2 separate regions of the Homo sapiens genome follow, and region 1 is linked to region 2. The links are chromatin loops, found by intact Hi-C in ENCODE. Cell type or tissue: stomach. All regions are shown on one strand. Each heading gives the region's core, and the rest is flanking DNA. Links, peaks and the distances in the headings are about the cores only. Region 1 overlaps FBN2 (fibrillin 2). Region 2 has its middle 130 kb from the start of SLC12A2.

Region 1 (5,389 bases), core at 208-5,207, 290 kb after region 2:
AGACTAGGACAAGGAAATCTGATCTTGCCACTTCTATTCAACATTTGTACCAGAGGTTCCAGCCAGAATCAGACAAGAAAAGAAAAGAAAAAGCATCCATGTTGGAATGAGAGAAGTAAAACCATCTCTATTTGTAGATGGCAACACTCACGCATTTCATGTATATTATAAAATATACATTATGAAAAAATATATTTAATATATAATACATGTAAAATCCTAAATTATCCATTGAAGACTATTAGAATTAACAAGTTCTGCAAGATTGCAAGATACAACATCAATACACAAAACTCAACTGCATTACTGTACACTGGAAATAAATGTTTCAAAAATAAAACTGAAACAACTCTATTACAATAGCACTAAAAAGAATAAAATAGAAATAAATTTGACAAAAGAAGTACGAAACTATACTCTGAAATGTATAAAACATTGTTGAAATAAATGTTTAAAAATATAAATGAAAAGATATTCCATGAAAGAAAGAAATAGAAAAAGAACAAATTGAACAATGATTTAAGACTGAAGGATATCCTTTCCTAAGTGTCTTCAACAGATGGGAGTGAGGTACAGAAATAGGTTCCTTGTTTTGAGTTATAATGAAGGGCAGCCTGATGACATGTCAACACCTGGAATACCAAACACCAGACTTAGGAAAACTTAACAATGACACATGTGGATGTACCATGGATGAGTACACACCAGAAATCCTAGATCCTCAGAGATTTGTGGATTACACTTTCTTGGGCCACTTTGAACTATGAGCTGAATTTCTAGGATCTGGTTTGATAATCATCACAAATCTAATCCCAAATGGATGAGGAACAAAATAGTGGGGGCAACAAGTCCACTTCAAACTTGTACAAAGTGGTTAAGTAATTTTAGGGATTTGCTTTGTTGTCATCGTAACACTCAAGAAAGTGGCCTGAACCATCCAGAACCAGCACGTAAAAGGAAAGGCATACTGCAGTCTCCAGGCACAGGTAATTCAAAGTATAGTCGATCTAGACTTCTATGTTTTATCATGACAAATTTCTGGCAATAAAGTGTTTTTAAAAGGGGGTGTTTTTTCTAGTTCACAGTGATGTCTCTGAGCTAGTGGAAGAGGTGGAGCCATATTTCAATATTCCTGGTAACGTGATAGTTAAAATAATTAACACAAAATCTCCAAACAGTTTTAACTGAATGATTAGGAGAGTTTGTTTCATAATTCTAGTTAAGTAACAGAAAAAAATTATTAGCCATTTGTATCATGCAATGTACCAAATTCTTTATATATGCCAGAACATACTTAGTGAAATAACTCCCAATTTAGAACCCCTCATGCCTCAACCAATTTATCCCTTTCTGACACCCACCTGAAACTAGGAAAAGGAAAAGCAAAAGCAAAAGGAAGCCCAACCCCTCTGTCCTGAGGAGGACTGTGAGACATCAGAGGGAGGCAGGAGAGAGGCATGGCAGAGCCCAGAGTTGGACCAGTGTGTCAGACACATTACTGGGAATGCAGAGGGCAGAGCACATTTGCTTCCTTTGGGGACTCCAGAAAGAGATGACCATTCAAACCCAAACCATTCTGAAGGTTGACACCATCAAAGTGATTCTTGCATGGCCCCACAGGGACCTGGAAGTTACTGAAGAGTCTGGCTAGGGCTTATGCAAAATCTCATATATTTTCTTGTTCATACATAACAGCCAATGGAAGCAAAAATCTCCAACATCTCACCAGTCACGGGATAATTAATGAATATAGCACTTTCCACTGGGATTTCCCAAAGTACCTTCCTCACTCCTCCAACTCCTTCTCCATTATCTGCTCAGCTGTTCTTTGATCTTGTCTAGTTCAGCTCTAGGTTTTTATCCTCAAGTGCTCTGTGCCTGAAAAAATGGACCTTGGTATTCCCTAGCACCAACCAAGCCCTCAAACTGTCTTTTTATCAAACGACTCTTCAGACACCACCTCCTTCACAAATTATTTATATTTTTACAAGAGAGAGCTCAAGTTCCTCTGGCTTCACTCAAATGCAGGGAAATAAACTATACTTATTTATAGCTTTGTAGAGTCATAAACAATAGAAAATACATAACTGTGAAATAAGAAATGAATACTTATGAATGTCAGTAATTATTCTAAAAAGAGAAGTATTATATAAGTAGTACTTAAAAAGTGTGCAGGGTTACATTCCTTTATATATTTCACTATGATCTCTACAATCTTACTATAATCTACAAATCTATAATGTAATAACTGATTAAGATACAGATTTAGTTTTAGCAAGATTTGTCATTAATTTCCTTCAAACGAGTAGGATTTTCCTTTTTAAAAAACTAGATAAAGCTTCCCATTCATTTACAAGTCATTCTACATATTATTTTTAAAGTTTATTTGGGTTATTTCTTAGTTTACCACATAGTAACCAAGCCAAGATTCGAAGCTATTATAAACATTCTTGGCTCAATTTTGCCCCCTGCAGGGAGTATGTACTTCTTACATTGGGATTTAAAAGTATGAGAGATGGAGAAAACCTTAACATAAAGTTGACTATTCCAAATCCAGCGTTGCCTCATCAGAGAGAGGCAAAATCTATTCTGGTAACAGAATTTTAAGACATTATAAATCTTTCAAAATAATCTAGTAGTAAATTATACCCAGAGTGGCTTCATTTTAGGCACTATTCAATGTGAAAATTGAATTATTGGATAAAATATTAGAGATATTTTAATAAATGATTTCTTAAGCCTAGCTAATTATAAAAATGCCCTGGGGTACTTTGTAAGGGCCTCATGCTATACCAATGTTTCACAAACTTCACCTTATAGCACAATTACTTCGCGGGCTTTAAAAAATGCTAATGTTTGGCCATGGGTCCTATGGCTCCAGAGATTCTTATGTAATTGATAGGGGATGAAGCCTGAGTGCCGAGATTTTTAAAAACTCCCTGGTGATGATAATAAGCAACAATGGTTGCAAATCACTGTATTCAGAGTACTGAATTTGAATCTCCAAGGAACAGATGTGGGAATCAATACTGTTGACAAAAATACTCTGGTGATTCTTATGACCAAGCAAGATGAGTAAACACTGATCTAGCCCAATGTCCTCATTTTTCAAACAAGAAATTACTTGTAAATTGACACGCTCAAGAACACAGTAATCTGTTAAATTCTAACTAAACTCTCTACTGTGACATTCAGAACTTAATTCTTTTTTTTTTTAAGATGAAAACCATCTTGTTCAAGATTTGGAATGTACTTTGTGTGCTATTTCTAAATCAGATGAAGACATTCACAAACATAAGGCTTTGCCCATATGCAAAAAGTTTGCATGCATTAAACCACGACATTAAGTATGGTCATGGGAAACACAGTCTTTAATTCGCAGAAGATGAGGCACCCACAGAATTAACGTTTCTTGATTGAGTAATATGCACTTAATAAAGTGCAACAATATTAGTCTTAAATGTCAGCTGCAGTATCACAAACTATATCATCTTCGATTGGAAGCCCCTCCTCCTGGCTTTCTGTGTGACTTTAGATAGATTTCAGGTCAAAAACTTTTTAAATGTGATAAAAAAAATTCCTGGAAAATACAGTAGAGTAAAACCATATCACAGAGTCTCCCTTTCCCACAGCTAATATCAACAACAACAACAACAACAACAACAACAACAAAGGTCAAATGAAACTAACAACACTTTTACTGTCAGCAGCTAAAGAAGAAATATGCCCAAATTCCTGACATGTTTGAAAAACAACAGACAAGGAATGAAACGGAAGAGTGTCATAACCCCTCTTCCCTCAAATGATATAGGGAATGAAAATGATGAGACTCTGACAATTCTTTTTTTTTTTTTTTTTTTTTTTTTTTTTTCAGACAGGGTCTCGCTCTTCCACCCAGGCCGGACTGCTGTGGCGCGATCTCGGCCCACTGCAAGCTCCGCCTCCCGGGTTCACGCCATTCTCCCGCCTCAGCCTCTCTCGAGTAGCTGGGACTACAGGCGCCTGCCACCGCACCCGGCTAATTTTTTGTATTTTTAGTAAAGACGGAGTTTCACCATGTTAGCCAGGATGGTCTCGATCTCCTGACCTCGTGATCCGCCTGCCTCGGCCTCCTAAAGTGCTGGGATTACAGGCGTGAGCCATCGCGCCCGGCCGAAATCTGACTATTCCTTCTGAAGAGCTGAGTTCGTCTTTAGCTTATGGATAAATTAGTTAAAAATTATAGGACTAAAATCCCTACCTACCCACATAACATCGCATTCGAAGAAAAAACAAAAACAAAAACAAAAATAAAAAAACAGAAAGGCCCAGTCATTGTGATCTCTACCAGATGGGAGAAAACTGGACAGTGAAGACAGAATTATATCATCACACAGGGTTAGTTATCCTCAGCATTAAGCACAAAGAACATAAGAACAAAGGATTCTCAGGGAGCAGCAGGCTGGGGTGAAGCCCCTTACAATCACAATAAGGAAGACAGACTAATGCTGAGGAATGATGAGACAAATACAGAAAACTAACACCAAGCAAGATTTTCTGATAGCAATGGTGCATCAGGTCCTGTAGCTGAAATGGGAGCAATCATTCAAATTTCAGGGATATCCTCTTTGAAAAAGAATACTTCCATGACAAGAGGGAGTGATCCTGACACAAAATATGTGAAGAATAACCTGAGAAAGTACAGAGCTCAGATCCTTTCATCACTGCTGCCCAAATCCCAGCTGTGCTCTTCCTTTCCTCATAGGGGCTCAGAACATAATGCACTTGAAATACCTGGCTCTCAAACAGGAGCTAGGGAAGGAAAACAATCCCTAGGTAATTCTGAAAGGGAGAAAAGAAAAATTCATCTATACCAAATTAATGCAAAAGCCCATTTCAAGGAAGCAGAAGACAGAAAGAAATGGGTCGGGAACTATGTACCATACTATAATTTTTTCCTAATACACAAAGCAGATTAAGAAAAGAATACTGCATTGTAGGAAAAAATAATGAGAAAACAAAAGAAAATTATGCATGATTTCTTTGTATTACAAAGCTATTTGTTAATAAATATATAAGGAAATGAATTCAGTAACAAAAGGGCTAAATAAAGTCTAAATGATCAAACAAAACAGTGAAATAAAAGAGAAACTTCTAAATAAACTAAAAACAAAGTAAGATATCTTATATGATTATAAAACCATTACACTAATTGGCAAAAACAACAGAACAGACACTGCTAAAAAGAATTACTGATAAAGATCAAAAGAAGTAAAGAGTGGATAAAAGATCAAAAGTCTAAAAAAAGAAATCAATATACTTGAAGTAGAGAACCTAAAAATGGAGAAAAATGACTCGAAGACACAACAGAACATTTCTCCAAAATTAAGGAAGAAGACTATCATTCCAA
Region 2 (5,389 bases), core at 124-5,123:
TGTGCCTATAGTTCTAGCTACTGAGGAGGCTAAGGCAGGGGGATTTCTTGAGCCTAGGAGATCAAGGCTGTAGTGAGCTATGATTGAGCCACTGTACTCCATCTTGGGCAACAGAGTGAAACCTGTCTCTAGGGGGAGGAAAAAAAGGATATCTTCCAAATTAAGAGAAGGAAAAAGGTAAAAAATTCTCAAGCAATCTCCAAAAAGGAAATATGGAAGGAACAAACAAAATACAAAATTGTAATTACACTAAAGCCATATGGGTCATATCCTCCAGTTAAAAGAAAAAAGAATGCTTGTTTAGAAAAACAAAAAAAAACCCAACCATATGTTGTTTAACAAGAGATAAATCTAGATAATATGAATATGAATACATCTAAATATAAATATTTAGATACATCTAAATAATATAAATATATTTATATTATTTATATATTAAATCTATATATTATACATCTAAATAACATAATTTAGATACATCTAAATAATATTTATATTATTTTATTATATAGATTTATTTATATAAATTTATATATTTATAAAATTATATATATTTTAATATATAAAATATATAATTATATATAAATATATATAATTATATATATAATAAAAATACATAAAATGATTATATTTAGATACATCTAAATAATATTAATGATAAATAGTTGAGATTAAAATGATGAAAGAGTATACCTGATAAAAGTATAAAGAAAAGAAGACTGGTGTGGTCTATATTAATATCAGACAAAAGAAACTTTCAGGCATAAAGCATTACTTAAAAATAAAGTTGCTCTTGAATGATAAAAGGTTTAAGGGAGAGATAAAATAACTTAAGATTTGCATGCATTTAATAGCATGTATGATAGAGGAAATGAAATCAGTATTTCCAAGAGATATCTGCACTCTCATGTTCATTGCAGCTAATAGCCAAGATATGAAAAAGACCTAAGTGTCCATTGACAATGAATGGATAAAGAAATTGTGTTGTATATGTATATACAATGAAATATTATTTCACCTTAAAAAGGAAGCAAATCCTGCCATTTGCGACAACATGGATGAACCTGAGGGTGTTAGGCTAAGTGAATTAAGTAAGACAAAGAAAGGCAAATACTGTATGATTTCACTTATATGCAGAATCTAAAAAAAGCTAAACTCATAGAAATGGATCATAGAATAGTGGTTGCCAGGGGCTGGGGGGTGGGGGAGATGGGGAAATAATGGTTAAAGGGTACAAACTTTCAGTTTTAAGTTCTGGGGATCTAATGTACAGCATAGTGACTATAACAATACTGTGTTGTACACTTGAATTTTGCTAAAAGAGTAGCTCTTAAATGTTATACAAAAAAAATAACTAGGTGAAGAGATAGCTAGCTAACTTGATTGCAATAATTATCTTGCAATATATACACATATTAAATCATCACACTGTACACCTAACAGTAATACAATTTTGTCAGTTACACCTAAATAAAGCTGGAAAATAAAAAAACCTCCCATAAAAAAGAAAATAGATAAAAAATTTACATGCATTTATTATACAGTCTCACAATATATAAAGGAAAGTTGACAGACCTACCAGGAGAAACAGACAAGTCTAAAATCATAGTAACAAATTTTAACAGGTCTGTGTAATTGAAAGAAAGAGCAAAATACTACAACGAAGCATGCAAAAAAGAAAACACTAGTGGGGTTATGTTTTTTCTTGTTAAAGTTTCCCCTGAAATTTAAATGTATAATTAGAATCAAACCAGAAACGGTATCCGAGGTGAGGCTTCCATGTTGTCATGTCTTGGGGTCTCTGCAGGCTGAGGTTGCCTGTCCGTTCCTACACACCTCAGCGTCTGTAAGTGATTATGAGCAGCACAGGGGAAGGAAAGAACGTGTGGATCAGGTGTTAACAGCATTTTTTCCAAATATTCTCCATTCTGCTTTTCCTAATAACTTTGGTTTTGGAAAGTCCCTTGTGCTAAAGTAATCCAAGCTGCCTCTCCCAAGAGTGTACTGTGGCCTGACCGTAGGCTCTGCCCACCTTGATCCTGATTCCAAGAGGGAAATGACCCCGAAAGGAGCTGGAATCTAAGGTCTGGCATCCGGTCCTGTGGTGGAGACAAACACTTTCAAAGATGTAAAAAAATCCCACTTGTTCTAAGTCACTTTGCTTCCTGCCTGGGACATGAAAAGGGGGCCTTGTTCTTTGTGAGGGAGTGTGCAGCTAATTCTGGTATGACGTAAAGGCACTTTATATTATTGTCTGTGCAAAATGAACTGTCACCTCCCAACTTATTACACAGCAGTCTTACAGTTTTGCTTAGCATCTGAGGCACACACCCAGAGGCCAGAATAGTCCACCAGAGACTGAACTAATACTGCAGTGTGGAAGACAGCCACACCAAGATGAAAGATGCTTTCCTGTGCCGAGTGAGGTGATGGAAAAATAAAAAGCCAGACAAGAATGTGCACAAAAGTGATGTACAAAAGGGCACCTCTTCTCCAACATGGTTCAGTACTTAGGGCTTGCTTTTGCAAAGTTTCCTTCATACAAACTGCTTCCAAAACCACTTTACAGTTAAAAGCTTTGGATGGCCATTTGTTAGCACGCAGTAATAAATCACAGTTGAGGCAGAGGGCAAAAATTACATTTAGATGACACTGCTGTCAGCTGTCTGTGGGGTGGGGACAGGTTTAAGACTTGGTGGTGAGGCACAAGGGCACTGATCTAGGGAGTGGACTTCACTCTCACAGGCTCTTATGTGAATGTGATAAGCCAGGATAACCCCTTAGAGCAGTAACCGGAAAGATTGGCCTCACTATTTCTCACTATTCCCCCACTTCTCTGAACCCACTGCCCATCCAATTTGCACAGTGGAGATGCCAAACCACACACAAATTGCCACCCATCAGTCATTTTTAAGTATAAATAAGTTGAGGGTGAAAGTTCGAAGATACACATGATACAAAATTTGGGAGAAGAAATTTGACTAAATGCAGCCAGGGCCCATGCTCACTCTCAAGCCACTTTCAGGTCCCACCAAGAGGTGTTCAAACAGTGAACCTCTGTAAAAATAGGGCTTCTTCTGGTAGCTGAAGTAGAAATGGAATGATTTTATAAGGTATCAAACAAAAATGTTCCCAGTTTCTTTACTTTGTTAAGAGCAAGCAATTTTCTCTTCAGTGATTGTGTGGCAACAGTAGATGGCGATGTTGCCCTTGTTTTTGAGGAAACTGCTGTTGGAAGCGGGTGAACTGTGGCAAACATTGAAAATTCGGGGCTGAAATGTTGATTCTGTTGTGTTAGCAATGTAGTGTTGAGGCTGTTTGGCCTGAGTAGGTGTGGGGAAGGAGCGGATGCTAATCCAAGGCCATTTGCTCTGGCCCACCAATATACTCATCTGAGGAGGCAGGCAGGCACTGACAAGAATCTATCAAATTATCAGTTTTTATCCAAGTATTTGTTTGAAAGAAATGGTAGACAAATTGCAGTTTTTATCCAAGTATTTGTTTGAAAGATTTCAAAGATATGTTTGAAAAATTATCAGTTTTTATCCAAGTATTTGTTTGAAAGAAATGGTAGAGAAATTGCAAAGTTAATACACTTTAACAACAGCAAGTCTCAGGAACTAATCATGAAAAAGCAATGGCAATAATATTATAGATACATGATCAAGTGTCACTGTGAGCCAGGCACTGTGCCAAGTACTTTGTATGGCTGCTACTACTTAATTCTTAGAGAAACCTGTGAGACAGGTATCAATACCCCCATTTTACAGATGACGTCACTGACTTTCAGGAAGTTTAAATTCTTTTCCTGAGGTTCCAGTTAGTCAGTGGGTTGGCCAGAAATCAATTTCGAGCCTGCTTGGCTCCTCGAAATATAAAATTTTTCGCTTTTCTAAAGCCAGTCAAGATAAAGACAAGTTTAGTTTTCAGAATGAACCTTCAAAATCTACACGAGATATATAAATTTAAGAAATGGGGAAGAAGGAAGCCTTCTAGGGTCAGAGGAAATACCTTTTTCTTTTTAGAGCTTCCTTTATCTTACCCCAAATAATCAGATCAAGTGTGTGCATGTGTGTGATTTTAAAATATGGCATATGGATTCCAAAGGTCTGCTTACCTGTTAGTAACATTATTGCAAATTCAAAAGAGCTTTCAGGCATAAAAACTAGTTTTCATAAACTTTCATCTCATAAATCAATAAAAGTTTTTCTTAGCTATTCTACCCTTAAGTTAATGTCACAGAAATAGTTTTCCCATAGTGACACTAGGCAATAATTTTTTTTATTGGCAAATTGTTATTTATTTTATGTCCATAACAACGTATGGCATTAGAAACTATCAGGATTCCCTTCCACTGGGAGGTCATGGGTGACGGTGGATAAACTCATATCCAGAACCAGTACAAGGAAACTTACCCAGTCTCTGCAGTACAGAATGTATGTGCCCTATCAAGGACTACTCAGTAGAGCCAATCAAATCCTTCTAAATTATCAATAGGACAGAAATAATTCCCTGAGTATATACTTGTGAAGTTATACTTCAGATAAGCTCAACAATCAAAGGATAAAAAAGTCCTTTAAAAGTTGTTTTTGAAATATCTTGACTTTGACAACTTAGGTTTGATGAATTGGAGACACAGAAAAAGTCTACAAACATCTTTTCTTTGAGAACTTAGATATAAACTGGAGAGGCTGCAAATTTTTCCCAGGTAAAGTTTGCATGTGCCTTTTAATCTTAAGTCCAGGCCAACCAAACTGCTCCACATCTCCTTTAATTCATTTCAGGATTGTGAGTCTTTACGAGAAAACACAGGACAAACTTAGGTGAATAAAATCCCAAATCTGACACATGAGCCCAGGCCTATCCCTCAGCTTTTCAAGGTCTGGAACAAGAGTTATAAATGGAGGCCCTGTATAATAATTTATCATTTTAAAGTAAGAAGTCAAGCTAAAAACTGTTGAATGAAATATGTTCTATCCTCCTAAGTTGAAAAATATGCCTTCCTGATGGCCTGGGAAGAATGTGGGTCCCCAGAACCCTCAAGGTTCTACCCCACAGCATGAACACGCAGGAAGAACTGCCTCCCAGCTGCCCAAGAGGTCTTACATGCATGTGTGCAGACACCCAGGCCATATGTCCAGGCTCTGTCCATGCCCCTCACAAATGAGTGCCCCCTGCCTCCTACCCCTTGGCCCTTGGGATGTACATACTAACACTGTGATTTGCCTGCTGGAGGAAGGGCCTAGGGAGGAAGCTGGCTGTGGGGTCACTGGAGTGAGAAACTGTGGGGATCATGTTTGAGATGGGGAGTGGGGTGAGGGCTCCAGGTGGTTATGTTCCCTTGAGCCTGCAGACTTTCCACTCTATGGAAAAGGAGACAGCAGGGGAC

Evidence for each region. Peaks named below come from ENCODE experiments on the same cell type or tissue, not always from the same donor. Only the 100,000 strongest peaks of a DNase experiment are listed, where the experiment ranks them.
Region 1: a loop joins it to region 2, with 8 times the contacts of the local background. A loop is called at or near these places in 79 of 110 quality-filtered maps.

The regions. Positions count from the first base shown.
Region 1 is chr5:128,496,590-128,501,978 of GRCh38, forward strand. The region is part of intron 5 of FBN2 (fibrillin 2); the gene reads right to left. Among named protein-coding and RNA genes, the nearest start is that of FBN2, 39 kb to the right of the region's middle. In stomach, for the core only: a CTCF peak has its summit at 2,444 (motif pointing left); a DNase peak (open chromatin) is centred at 2,462.
Region 2 is chr5:128,210,256-128,215,644 of GRCh38, forward strand. No RefSeq gene overlaps it. Among named protein-coding and RNA genes, the nearest start is that of SLC12A2, 130 kb to the left of the region's middle. In stomach, for the core only: a CTCF peak has its summit at 3,217 (motif pointing right); a DNase peak (open chromatin) is centred at 3,226; H3K27ac peaks cover 463 bases.